Regions from separate parts of the Homo sapiens genome. Here regions 1 and 3 are each linked to region 2. The links are chromatin contacts, found by Hi-C or POLR2A ChIA-PET in ENCODE. All regions are on one chromosome and are shown on one strand. The core of a region is the stretch at or near the end of the contact, and the rest is flanking DNA. Distances in the headings are between cores, read along the strand shown.

Region 1 (4,176 bases), core at 1,024-3,523, 410 kb after region 2:
CCCACACGGTTGGAGTTTGGGGCATGGACTTTTCTGTGGGTTCAAGCTCAGTGATTTTTTGGTGGGACAGAGTGCCTGAGTCAATGAGCATCTTCCCTTAGTTTAATGCAGCATCTGATGAGATTCAGTCCTGTGTGTCCTCTAGCTCACTGAGGGTGTTTTGGAGGGACAGGGCTCAGGTAGGACTCGGAGCTTGAAGACTCACTGCAATGGAGAGCCTCAAAGGAGTAAGGATCCATGATTCAGCTGGAGCTGCAGACCAGGCCTCTGGCCATGGAGACCCTCAGCAACCCCGAGGGTGCTGGACAAGAGCTTCTCCTTTCTAAAGTCCTGCTTATGTGCCAGAGTATAAAAGAATCTCACTGAGCACATGGCTATTTTGACTCTCATTTAGTGGTCACTTGGGCTCTGATATTATTGCACTTGTGGGCAGAGGCAGCTCATCAGTGCTGGGCTTTCTTGCATTTATGGTTTTGCCAAACCACTTTTTCTCCAGTCTCCCAGGGACTGATGATTTTGGAGCACAGTGAGGAAACTCAACCATCAGCTCCAAACATCACCTGGCTCAACCATAAAGCCCAACATCACCTGGCTAATCTGTGACAGAGCTGACCTGGGGGGTATGACTAGCCACCTTTGGTCACCAAATCCAAAGCTTTTCCCAGGATCACCTGGCTAATAAAGGGAAATGTTAGGATTAGAAGCCAGGGCAAGCAACCTGGAGACAAGCTCTCTTTTAGGAATCAGACTTTTCATGAGATAGTTGTAAATTCTGAAACAATGTTTTAAGGAATTCTAGCCACAAATCAGGACGATGTCATTTGCCAGGCATTGTTTAGTCAACTGGTTATTTTTATAAGTGAGTATAAGATTCATAACTCCAAGAGACAGTTATCAAATGGCAGTAATATCAACAATAACAGCTACCATTTACTGGGCACCTATTGTGTGCTTAGCTGTGGTATGGTATAGAGAAACACCTGCCCATGATGACTGAGCAGTGGTTAAGAGCACTGAGACCGGATTCAGACCATTCAAACATGGGCTTGAATCCTGGTTCTACCACTTAACTAGCTGTGTGACTTTAGGCAAGGTACTTAACCTCTTTGAGCCTGTTTCCTGATTTGTAAAGTTAGAATAATAGTATTTGCCTTATTGGGTTGTGTAAGGATGAATGAGTTAATACAAGAAACATTGCTCCAAATAGTAAGCACTATCAAATTCTCATTACTCAAAATGTAAAATGTGGAACCATGTTCAATAAAAGTTAAAGACTACAACAACCCGATACAGACAGGACCCATAGGGACAGCTCTTCAGTAGTGGAGATTTGGGCCCCAACCAGGTAAGGAACTCTGCCCAAATGAAGTACAGGCTGAGGGCAACAGGAACACAGAATGAGTAAAGGGAGAAAGATGCCGTATCTACTGTGATATCATAACCTTTTTAAAAAATGATGTGGTGGCTCATGCCTGTAATTCTGGCACTTTGGGAGGCCGAGGAGGGCAGATCACTTGAGTTCAGGAGTTTGAGACCAGCTGGTCAACATGGTGAAACCCTGTCTCTACTAACAATACAAAAAATTAGCCAGGTGTGGTGGTGTGAGCCTGTAATCCCAGCTACTCAGGAGGCTGAGGTGGGAGAATCACTTGAACCTGGGAGGTGGAGGTTGCAGTGAGCCAAGATCGTGCCACTGCACTCCAGCCTGGGCAACAGAGCAAGACTCTGTCTCAAAAAACAAAAGAAACCAAAACCAAAACAAAAAAGGTAGGCATATTTCCTTCCTTGCGTGGTAATGTGTATATACATACTCACGGACAGGCACACGGGTATTTTTAACCCCTTCCCTTCAACTATTTTCTATGAGGAGAGTGGGTGGTGGTTAATGTTATAGGCTAGTTTCTAAATTATACAAAATCCAGTTGGGATTCTAATTAAAAGAGGCATTAACATCACCCACAGATGAATACAGTAACTGTAGGGACTTTGTTTACTCTTTCCTGCCAGAAAAGTGAGAACACTTCTTTTCTTTTCTTTTTTTTTTTTTTTTTTTTTGAGGAGGAGGAGTCTCGCTCTGTCCCCCAGGGTGGAGTGCAGTGGCGCAATCGTGGCTCACTGCAACTTCCGCCTCCCGGGTTCAAGTGATTCTCCAGCCTCAGCCTCCCAAGTAGTTGGGACTACAGGTGCCCGCCACCACCCCTGGCTAATTTGAGAGCATTTTCTTTTGTACAAAGGATAGCTGCATCACGTTGGGTGGAAACAGGAAGCTGCTGCTGGTGTATGGAAATTTACATATGATTGAAGGGTGGATCTGGATGCTCAGTCACCACAGGGAGGTGTTTCTCTGGTGAGCTCGGCCATTCCTCTGTACTCCACTCTCTACTGCTGGGTAGGAGCCTGCAAACTATGTTGCCCAGGTTTCTCACCAGCTGGCTTTCTATTAGGTTTTGCTGATTGGAGACCGTGGTGTCAGATCAGAAGATAGGAGGAAGAGAAGTTCCTGGGTTTGTCTGCAACTGCAGCAGCAGTTACTGGTGGTTGTCAAGTGGCATCTGGTTTTTGTTTTTGTTTTGTTTTGTTTTGAGATGGAGTCTTGCTCTGTCACCAGGCTGGAGTGCAGTGGCGCAATCTTGGCTCACTGCAACCTCCACCTCCTGGGTTCAAGTGATTCTCCTGCCTCAGCCTCCTGAGTAGATGGGACTACAGGCACCCCCTACCATGCCCAGCTAAGTTTTGTATTTTTAGTAGAGATGGGGTTTCACCATGTTGGCCAGGATGGTCTTGATCTCTTGACCTCGTCATCCACCTACCTCGGCCTCCCAAAATGCTGGGATTACAGGTGTGAGCCACCGTGCCCAGCCTGTTTTTTTCAGTCAGAGTCTCGCTCTCTCACCCAGGCTGGCGTGCAGTGCCACGATCTCCGCTCACTGCAGCCTTGACCTCCCGGGGTTCAGGTGATTCTGCCATCTCTGCCTCCCAAGTAGCTGGGACCACGGGTGCGCACCACTGCTCCCAGCTAATTTTTTGTTTACTTTTTGTAGAGATGAGGTCTCACTATGTTGTCCAGGCGGGCCTCAAACTCCTGAGCTCAAGCAATCCACCCACCTTGGCCTCCCAAAGTGCTGGGATTACAGGTGTTAGCCACCGTGCCTGGCCCAAGTGGCATCTGGGCAGTGGTGGTGACTCTGGCAGCTCTAGCAGTGGCAAAGGCATAAGTTTTCAGAGGACTTGTATACAGTATCTAATGCTGTGTACAAGTCTTCTGAACTGTGTACAAGTCTTCTGAAAACTTAATGACTTTTTAATCTTTTTGAGAGACAGAGTCTCGCTCTGGTGCCCAGGCTGGTGTGGGCTTGTAGGTTCCAATACAGGGCTGTTAGCAGCTTCCTGATGTGCAGCTTCTCTGCACGTAATCCTTCCTTCTCCAGGGTACCCCTTCTTTTTTGTTTGCCAGCCCTCCCAACATCTTTGTAACAAAATCCCTACATTAAGTTCCATTTATTTATTTATTTATTTATTTAATTTTATTATTATTATTATTATTATTATTATTATTTTTTGAGATGGAATCTTGCTCTGTCACTTAGGCCGGAGTACAGTGGCACGATCTTGGCTCATCGCAACCTCCACCTCCCAGGTTCAAGCAATTCTCCTGCCTCAGCCTCCTGAGTAGCTGGGATTACAGGCATGAGCCACCACACCTGGCTAATTTTTGTATTTTTAGTAGAGATGGGGTTTCACCATGTTGGCCAGGCTGGTTTCGAACTCCTGACCTCGTGATCCACCCGCCTCAGCCTCCCAAAGTGCTGGGATTACAGGCGTGAGCCACTGCAGCCAGCCCCTTCTATTTATTATACTTAGGGTTGTTTTCATTTTTCTTGACTAGATTGTGCAGTGGCACAATCACAGCTCACTGCAGCCTCAACCTTCTAGGCTCAAGCAATCCTCCCACCTCAACCTCCTGAGTAGCTGGGGCTACAGGTGTGTGCTACCATATTTTAAAGTTTTTGTAGAGATGCGGAAGTCTCACTATGTTGCCTGGGCTGGTCTTGAACTCCTGGGCTCAAGCGATTTTCCCACCTCAGCCTCCCAAAGTGCTGGGATTACACGTGTGAGCCACCACGCCTGGACAACTCAATGACTTTAAATGACAATGATCATTTTCTTATTCTCCCT
Region 2 (4,041 bases), core at 512-3,011:
CTCAGGTCATGGATTATGAAATGGTTACCACATTCCTGAGATGTTAGGAACTAAAAGGTTGTCATATTTTCATATGTTTATGATGAGGCTATCTAACTTATACCAGTTACCAATTTTTTTTTTTTTTTTTTGAGATGGAGTCTTACTCTGTCACTCAGGCTGGATCTCAGCTCACTGCAACCTCTGCCTCCCAGGATCAAGTGATTCTCCTGCCTCAGCCTCCCGAGGAGCTGGGATTACATGGGTGCACCACCACACCCGGCTAATTATTTTGTATTTTTAGCAGAGGTGGGGGTTTTGCCATGTTGTCCAGGCTGGTCTCAAACTCCTGACCTCAGGTGATCTGCCCGCCTCAGCCTCCCAAAGTGCTAGGAGTACAGACGTGAGCCACTGTGCCCTGCCAAATTTTTAAAATGTCTTTATCAATATGCTATGTGTTTTTTAATGCAATCCGAGATCAAGTGTTTGATAGAAATGATAAATTCGGGCTGGGCGCGGTGGCTCACGCCCGTAACCCCAGCACTTTGGGAGGCTGAGGCAGGCAGGTCACCTGAGGCCAGGAGTTCAAGATCAGCCTGGACAACATGGCAAAACCCCATCTCTACTAAAAATAGAAAAAACTTAGCTGGGTGTGGTGGTGGGCGCCTGTAATTCCAGCTACTCGGGAGGCTGAGGCAGGAGAATCACTTGAACCCAGGAGGCAGAGGTTGCGGTGAGCTGAGATCACACCACTGTACTCCAGCCTGGGCGACAGAGTGAGACTCCATCTCCAAAAAAAAAAAAAAAAAAAAAAAATTGCTGTAGGCATGTTTTTCCAGGTTTGATTTTTTTCCAGAGAGAAGTATGCACAAACAGTTAACACTGTTACAGTGTGAGCATCAGGATGGAGTTATCCAAAACTCAAAAGAAGCCTTTTTCTTTAAATAGTTTGTCAAATTGTTTGTTTTTCGGGGGGTGGGGGATTTGAGGGAGAGGGCATGGTGTTAATAGGATGGCTAAACGGTGGTGGATCGGGTCTTCTGTTCTGTTCAAGTGAGAGTGTTAAAGTTGTGAGAAGACCTAGTGTTGAAGACAAACGCTGTGGTATTCTGAGAGGGAGGGAAGCAGAGAAGCTCAGGCCGGGGGCAGGTTCACATCAGGAGGTCCATTTTTGAGTCTTGGCTCCATTACTTACTGTTTACCTGAGCCAAGTTGCCATTCTTCCTGAGCCTGAGGTTTTTCAACATAAAATGGGGAATTTGAAAGGTCAAATAAATTAATTCATAATATTTGTGTTGTCTGGTTTATTATAAACGTTGAGTCCTATGGAGAGTTTAGAGATGTTACCATTCATATTTTTATGATATATAGAACAGCTTAAAGCTCCCCCTTTGGTGTAAGTATAGTATATACAGGTATAATGTTCTGAATAAATTACTTCAGTTATAGTTTGTGAAACCTGATTATAGCTGATACTCTGGAAATGTAACTCAGTTGTAGTCCAGAATTTTATGCTCAAGGTGGTGCTGTTTCCCCATAAATCTGATGATGTTTTACATTTTATCTCTATCTGTTCCAAATCAAGCAAATAACTGGATATATGTCTAGGGCCATTTCGGCCTTCCACAGTCCCCCAAGCCATCTTTCCTTGTGAGACCCCACCCAAAATCATGTCATAGAAATGTGTATTTACCCCATATTCACTAGAACACATGTGGGAGCTTAAGAGTTGAGTATACCAGTGGACCTGTTCAACATTTTGGAAGACATTTGTTAAAAAATACTTTAGATACTACAGCTTGCTTTTTGTATTTTAGAGTCAGTTTGTTTTTAGGTCAGAAATATTTGAAAAGCTTGTAAGCCCTGGCTCCTAATGGAATAAAGGACCTAATATAGTTCTTCTGCAAACTGATTACGTTACAAGGGAAAATACTCATTTCGAACTTATTTTTGCTCATAATCTCTTTCCGGGCCGCCATATTAATCATTTCCTACTTGTTGTCAGAAACCAGACGTGCATTTCATAGATGTGGTCGTTGTGTGTTTGATGTGAATTGTTTTGTTTTGTTTGTTTTTAGATCCGGGGATTTCTTTCACGGTTTGATAATGTCCTTCCCGTCAGCCTGGCATTTGACAAATGTACAGCTTGTTCTTCCAAAGTAAGTCATTTTGTATTGGAGGGACTTGTTTTTAAAAGTGAGCGGGTCAGCATTTGACCGCAGCCTCACCAGCTGGAGCCCTTGAAACCAACTAAGGGCTTTTTGTGGGGGAAGGGTGGGGTCTAAACCCTCAGAAAGGACTTTGTTTTCATGGATCTGTATTCATTCTCACAGTGGTTTAAAACCAGCCTGAGAAAATGTGTAGGGAGACTGAGTTAAAATATTTCAACTCTGTATCAATACTTGCATCATGCTAATTTTGTCTTGAATTTGAACTTTACTGCTCTTTGTTCCTCCCCAGAGGGTTCCCTCCTAGCCAGGACCCTCATAGAGCAATTTTTTAAAGCGTTACTCTGAGGGTGAGGCGGCCCTGGCTATGCATCTTCTGCAGATCCACATAATTACAAAGAAAAAGTAAACAGAGATTAGGGGCCTGGATGGGGAGCCACTAAAAGGGCCCCTTCAGCTTTGATCTTTCCAGAAGCTCTAAAAATAGAGCTGGTATGTTAGCCATCGTAATGTGAAACGGCTGATATATCTCAAAACTACAGTGATGGCATCTCGTGTTTTAATAGGCTTTCGGATACCATCTGAGTGATTTTTACATGCACACTGTATGTGATAGCTGATTTCCTTTCAAGTGTTCCTTTCAGCCTTCTGCTGCCCAGCGACTTGACCTGGGCTTTTAAGGCTCATGATTGCTGATAAGTAAAGATTTTCATGTTGAAGTGCTATACAAAATAATGTTGGTGACCACTAATCCCCAACTGTGGCTTCTCAGTTACAATTTGGAACTATTTTTCGTGTAGCCTTCGTCTGTCTGCCACTGTGGAAGAAAGAGAATTCTAGGGATGTATTTCTCTATTCTGAGTTGACAAGCTTCCTTTGAAAACTGTACTTGGGCTATATTTTATGGGAAGCACAATCCTGACCAGTTTCTCTAAAAATTGAATGTAGAATTGACAAGCAATGTTGATAAATTTGGTTACGTTTAGATGCTCAAAAATTGAGACTAATTATTTTCTTTTTGCTTCCGAAGTAAACTAAGCCTGTTTTATTATGCATCCCAAGTGCCTATGTTGAGATTTCAAGCTTAGACTTTGTCAGTAGTTACCCATGAGCCCATTCTTTCTGTAGTTTCCTTTAAGATATATCTGCTCAAGCCAGGACCTCAAGGATGTCTGCATGCACCCCCATCTTCAGAAATGCAAGTTTTAGGATTGTATACTACATCTTTAGTGGAGCAGATTTTTTTTTTCTTTGAATGGTTGAGCTAACTGGTCTCAAAATAACTTGGCAGTATTAATTTTCATACTGAAATCATTTGGCACAGGTGCCAGGTTTTCTATGGCTTTATGTTGGTCTGGCTAGTCAATGAAATAAAGATAATTGGGTTCTCTAAGTGAAATGCAAACACTCATTCATTCTTGTTCTATTTCTAATTAAATTAGCCTTTCAGATACTGTTTATAAAAGAATCACAAGCATACCATCTAACTGGGCGTTCCTTATACTTTAAAAGAGAATAGCTTAGCATTTTTCTTTCACACTTATTGTAAGCTTTTAATTAAATATAGGTATCACTTTTTTGTTAGCAAAATTATTTCCTCTTGGTGATCATTTTGAGAGTCCTGCTTTACATAAACATGTTGGACGATTTAATACAAACTGACTTGGATTTTAACAGCTGTGCTATTCCCATAGCGGTCACTTTTCATGTGGTCTGAGTATTAAATTTCTTTTGTCCTGGAAAGGTTGCTTCATTGGTGCACGTATTTCCTTACAGTAGAAACGCAGCATTTACTTACTTGGCTACCTTCTTTATTTGCTTAGGAGATTGTCATTCTCTATTATCTGCAAACCCAACATTAATACTTTAAAATGACAAATCCAATTACATTTTC
Region 3 (3,925 bases), core at 516-3,015, 390 kb after region 2:
ACCATGCCCAGTTGATTTTTAAAAATTTATTTGTAGAGATGAGGTCTTACTATTTTGCCCAGGCTGGTCTTGAACTTGTGGGCTCAAGTGATCCTCCCACCTTGGCCTCCCAAAGTGCTGGGATTACAGGTGTGAGCCACCACACCCAGTCCCTTAAAGCTTTTGAAAGAAAAAAGATGGGAAAATTGATAAATTAAGCTCATGCAGTGGTCTGAAGGAGTGATCTGGAATTTTACTTCTCTCTTTAATTTTGGCCTAAAATGTGAAAAACAAACACATCTCGACATGATGCAATTCTGTGATCCTGGGTTATCTATAAGCAGCCTCCAACTAAGAAAATCACAGTAATTTCCCATAATATTACTTTATATTTCAATAACACTCATCTCAATTTCATACCAAACCAATTACGTGGGTGTTATCGTTCATGTTTTAACACATGATGAAACTGAAGCAGAGAGGTTAAGTGTCCTGGCGAAAGTCACACAATGGATAAAGGGCGGAGCCTGTACCCAAACCCAGATCTTTCTTTCCATTTCTAAGCCTTCTGTTGCCTAATACATCACTGCTATACACTAATTTTCAAGTGCCAGAAACATGAAGGTGACCTTCAGAGTCATTTTTGTTTCAATATTATCTTTGAATAATATATAAAGCATTCGCAGGTCACTGACTTTTATTTATTACGTGTCTCTCTGTCTTTTTGTTTTGTTACTTTTTTGGTTGTTGTTGAGACAGTGTCTAACTCTGTCGCCCAGGTTGGGGTGAAGTGGCGTGATCTCAGCTCACTGAAGGCTCTACCTCCCAGGCTCAAGCGATCCTCCCACCTCAGCCTCCCGAGTAGCTTGGACTACAGGTGCACGCCACCATGCCCGGCTAATTTTTTGTAGAGACAGGGTCTCACTATGTTGCCTAGGCTGGTTTTGAAGTCCTGGGCTCAAGTGATCCTCCTGCTTCAGCCTCCCAAAGTGCTGGGATTACAGGTGTGAGCCATGGCGCCCAGACCTGTTCTATTCAATTTTATAGGTGCAATGCTGTGTGTGCCTGGGGTCAGGGACTGCTTTGCGTTCCCAGTGGCTTGTGAAGTGCCAGACCCTGACACATGTTTGCAGAGCTCCCAGACCTTTATCCCGAAGGCCACACAACCTGAAGGCCCAGGGTAACCAGCAAGGTCCCAATGTCCCATAATCTTATTCTTTTTTTTTTTTTTTTTTTTTTTTGAGACAGAGTCTTGCTCTGTCTCCCAGGCTGGAGTTCAGTGGCGCGATCTCGGCTCACTGCAAGCTCCGCCTCCCACGTTCACGCCATTCTCCTGCCTCAGCCTCCTGAGCAGCTGGGACTACAGGTGCCCGCCACCACGCCTGGCTAATTTTTTGTATTTTTAGTAGAGACGGGGTTTCACCGTGTTAGCCAGGATGGTCTCGATCTCCTGACCTTGTGATCCGCCTGCCTCGGTCTCCCAAAGTGCTGGGATCACAGGCTTGAGCCACTGCACCCGGCCCATCTTACTCTTTTTCAATAAAGACAGCTAGGTAAATGTATAACCAAATTTGATGTAAGTTATATACAAACCTTTTCATATATAAAATACCACAAGTCACACATATTTTTACAATTGTTTTTGAAACTCAGTTTTCCTGCTTTAGCCAGAAAAATAGTCATTGTCAGATCATGATTTGTATAAAATGCTTTGTGACTCAGTCAACCACCAGCTGACCTCACGATACAAACCTTAGTTGGCCTCACCTTTCCTGTGGTTTTCCCACACTGTTTTTATAGCTTTCATTTAAAATAACATTCAGTTGAGCCTCCAATGAAACCAAGCCTTTGTTCTCTTCCTCCTGTTTTTCCTCCAAAAGAACTGACAATATAAGCCTTTTCTCTGGCTCTGGTTAAGTACAAACCCATGATCAAGTGGACCCAGGGACTTGCTGGGTTCCAGGCTCTTACTACCACCACCCTGACAGTCAACCACAAATACCCGTCACCGCCATCCTCGGTATTTCATCATCACAATCGCCACCACTAGCTGAGCTCTTACTATGAGGCAGGTACTTACTAAGCTTTCACATGAATCAGGAATTCATGTAATTTTAATTGCCACAACAACACTATGGAGTAAATACTACGATGTTCTTTTAATATATAATGAAATTGAGACTCAAATAAGTTAAGAAAACTTCTCCAAAGCCACAGAGCTACAAGCGTAAAGACAGGATTCAACACCAGGTCATTTCCAGTTTCAAATCCTCAGGATACCCCATATTAAATATGCAGTCTGTACATATAACACACACATACAGACATATGAGAATTGAGTTGCAGCTATTTGATATAAGACCATATTTTAGAGACATTTAAACATTTGTTAATGATGTTATTATGATTATCTTTTCACCTTCTGGAGTCAAAATTTTTTTTTTTTTTTTGAGATGGAGTCTCATTCTGTCGCCCAGGCTGGAGTGCAGTGGTGTGATCTCAGCTCACTGCAAGCTCTGCCTCCCAGGTTCAAGTGAGTCTCCTGCTTCAGTCTCCCGAGTAGCTGGGATTACAGATGTGTACCACCACACCCGGCTAATTTTTCTATTTTTAGTAGAGACTGGGTTTCGCCATGTTAGCCAGGCTGGTCTCGAACCCCTGGCCTCATGTGATCCACCCACCTCAGCCTTTAAAGTGCTGGGATTACAGGCGTGAGCAACCACACCCAGCCTGGAGTCAATAAAGATTTTTGCTCCATCCAAAACTTTGGTCAGCTCTTGAGAGACTCATAGAGTCCACAGGGTAGGCCTAGGATTCCTGACAAATAAAACAATGCCATCAAATAGCAACATCATTTAAAGAATACAGACATGCTACTGCTGGGAAATTCTTTTTTTGTTGTTGGTTTTTTTTGAGACAGGGTCTAACTATGTTACACAGGCTGGAGTGCGGAGTGAGGACCACGGCTCACTACAGCCTCAACCTCCCAGGCTCAGGTGATCCTCCCACCTCAGACTCCCAGGTAGCTGGGGCTACAGGCATGCACCACCATGCTCGGTGAATTTTCTGTATTTTTTTGTAGAGACGGGGGTCTTGCTATGTTGCCCAGGCTGGTCTTGAACTTCTGGACTCAATCAATCAGCCCATCTTGGCCTCCCAAAGTGCTGGGAATACAGGTGTGAGCCACCGTGCCTAGCTGGGAAATTCTTATTTTGGAAGGAGAAGTACAGAAAAGAGGTAGAGTATGTTTTTATTTTTATTTATTTATTTTATTTTATTATTTTCTTCAGGCCAGATGTTTTTATTTTTATTTTTTGAGACAGAGTTTCACTCTGTCACTCAGGCTGGAGTGTTGTGGGTACAAATGGCTCACTGCAGCCTTGACTTCCTGGGCTCAAGCAATTCTCCTGCCTCAGCCTCCCTTGTAGCTGGGACCAGGTGTGTGCACTACTACATCTGGCAAATTTTTTTTACTTTTTTGTAGAGATGAGGGTCTCACTTTGTTGCCCAGGCTGGTCTCAAACTCCTGGCCTGAGGGGACCTTTCTGCCTCGACCTCCTAAAGTGTGGGATTACAGGTGTGAGCCACTGCATCCGACCTAGAGTATGTTTTTAAATTAAGTTTTTTATTTTGAGATCGCTGTAGATTCACATGCAGTTGTAATAAATGATAGAGAGTGATCCCATGTAACCTTTACCCAGTTCCCCCCACTGGTAACATTTTGCAATGCTGTAATATTAATACAATTTCCCAACCAGGATATTGATAGATTCACTGATTTTAGCTCTTATTTGATGTAGAGTATCTTTTTTTCTTTGGGACAGAGTCTCACTATGTCACCCAGGCTGGAGTGCAGTGGCATGATCTCAGCTCACTGCAACCTCCGCCCTCTGGGTTCAAGCAATTCTCGTGCCTCAGCCTCCCGAGTAGCTGGCACTACAGGCGC

The links. Hi-C counts contacts between places; a loop is a spot of excess contacts on that map. ChIA-PET counts read pairs that join two places held with the same protein, here RNA polymerase II (POLR2A). Pooled maps may share reads with other maps.
Region 1: a pooled map shows a loop between it and region 2 (2.1-fold over the local background). The contact joins two enhancer-like sites. A Hi-C loop is called at or near these places in 2 of 168 maps with a recorded cell type or tissue (endometrial microvascular endothelial cells and stomach) and 3 of 50 pooled maps.
Region 3: a map of endothelial cell of umbilical vein shows a loop between it and region 2 (9-fold over the local background). The contact joins two enhancer-like sites. A Hi-C loop is called at or near these places in 1 of 168 maps with a recorded cell type or tissue (endothelial cell of umbilical vein) and 3 of 50 pooled maps. POLR2A ChIA-PET finds 5 or more read pairs at or near these places in 2 of 52 experiments (A549 and endothelial cell of umbilical vein).

Annotation. Positions count from the first base shown.
Region 1 is chr3:11,782,763-11,786,938 of GRCh38, forward strand. It overlaps a transcript of TAMM41 not described here. Among named protein-coding and RNA genes, the nearest start is that of TAMM41, 62 kb to the right of the region's middle. RefSeq lists an enhancer at 2,407-2,962. Within about 2 kb of position 2,274, at least 2 of the 41 ENCODE cell types and tissues checked have a DNase peak (open chromatin) inside an H3K27ac peak, as active enhancers do.
Region 2 is chr3:11,377,915-11,381,955 of GRCh38, forward strand. It overlaps ATG7 (autophagy related 7), which reads left to right. Exons shown (of 21, transcript NM_001349232.2): 19 at 2,058-2,138. Among named protein-coding and RNA genes, the nearest start is that of ATG7, 110 kb to the left of the region's middle. Within about 2 kb of position 1,762, at least 3 of the 41 ENCODE cell types and tissues checked have a DNase peak (open chromatin) inside an H3K27ac peak, as active enhancers do; they include endothelial cell of umbilical vein, where a contact is called at or near this core.
Region 3 is chr3:11,763,291-11,767,215 of GRCh38, forward strand. It overlaps a transcript of TAMM41 not described here. Among named protein-coding and RNA genes, the nearest start is that of TAMM41, 82 kb to the right of the region's middle. Within about 2 kb of position 1,766, at least 4 of the 41 ENCODE cell types and tissues checked have a DNase peak (open chromatin) inside an H3K27ac peak, as active enhancers do; they include endothelial cell of umbilical vein, where a contact is called at or near this core.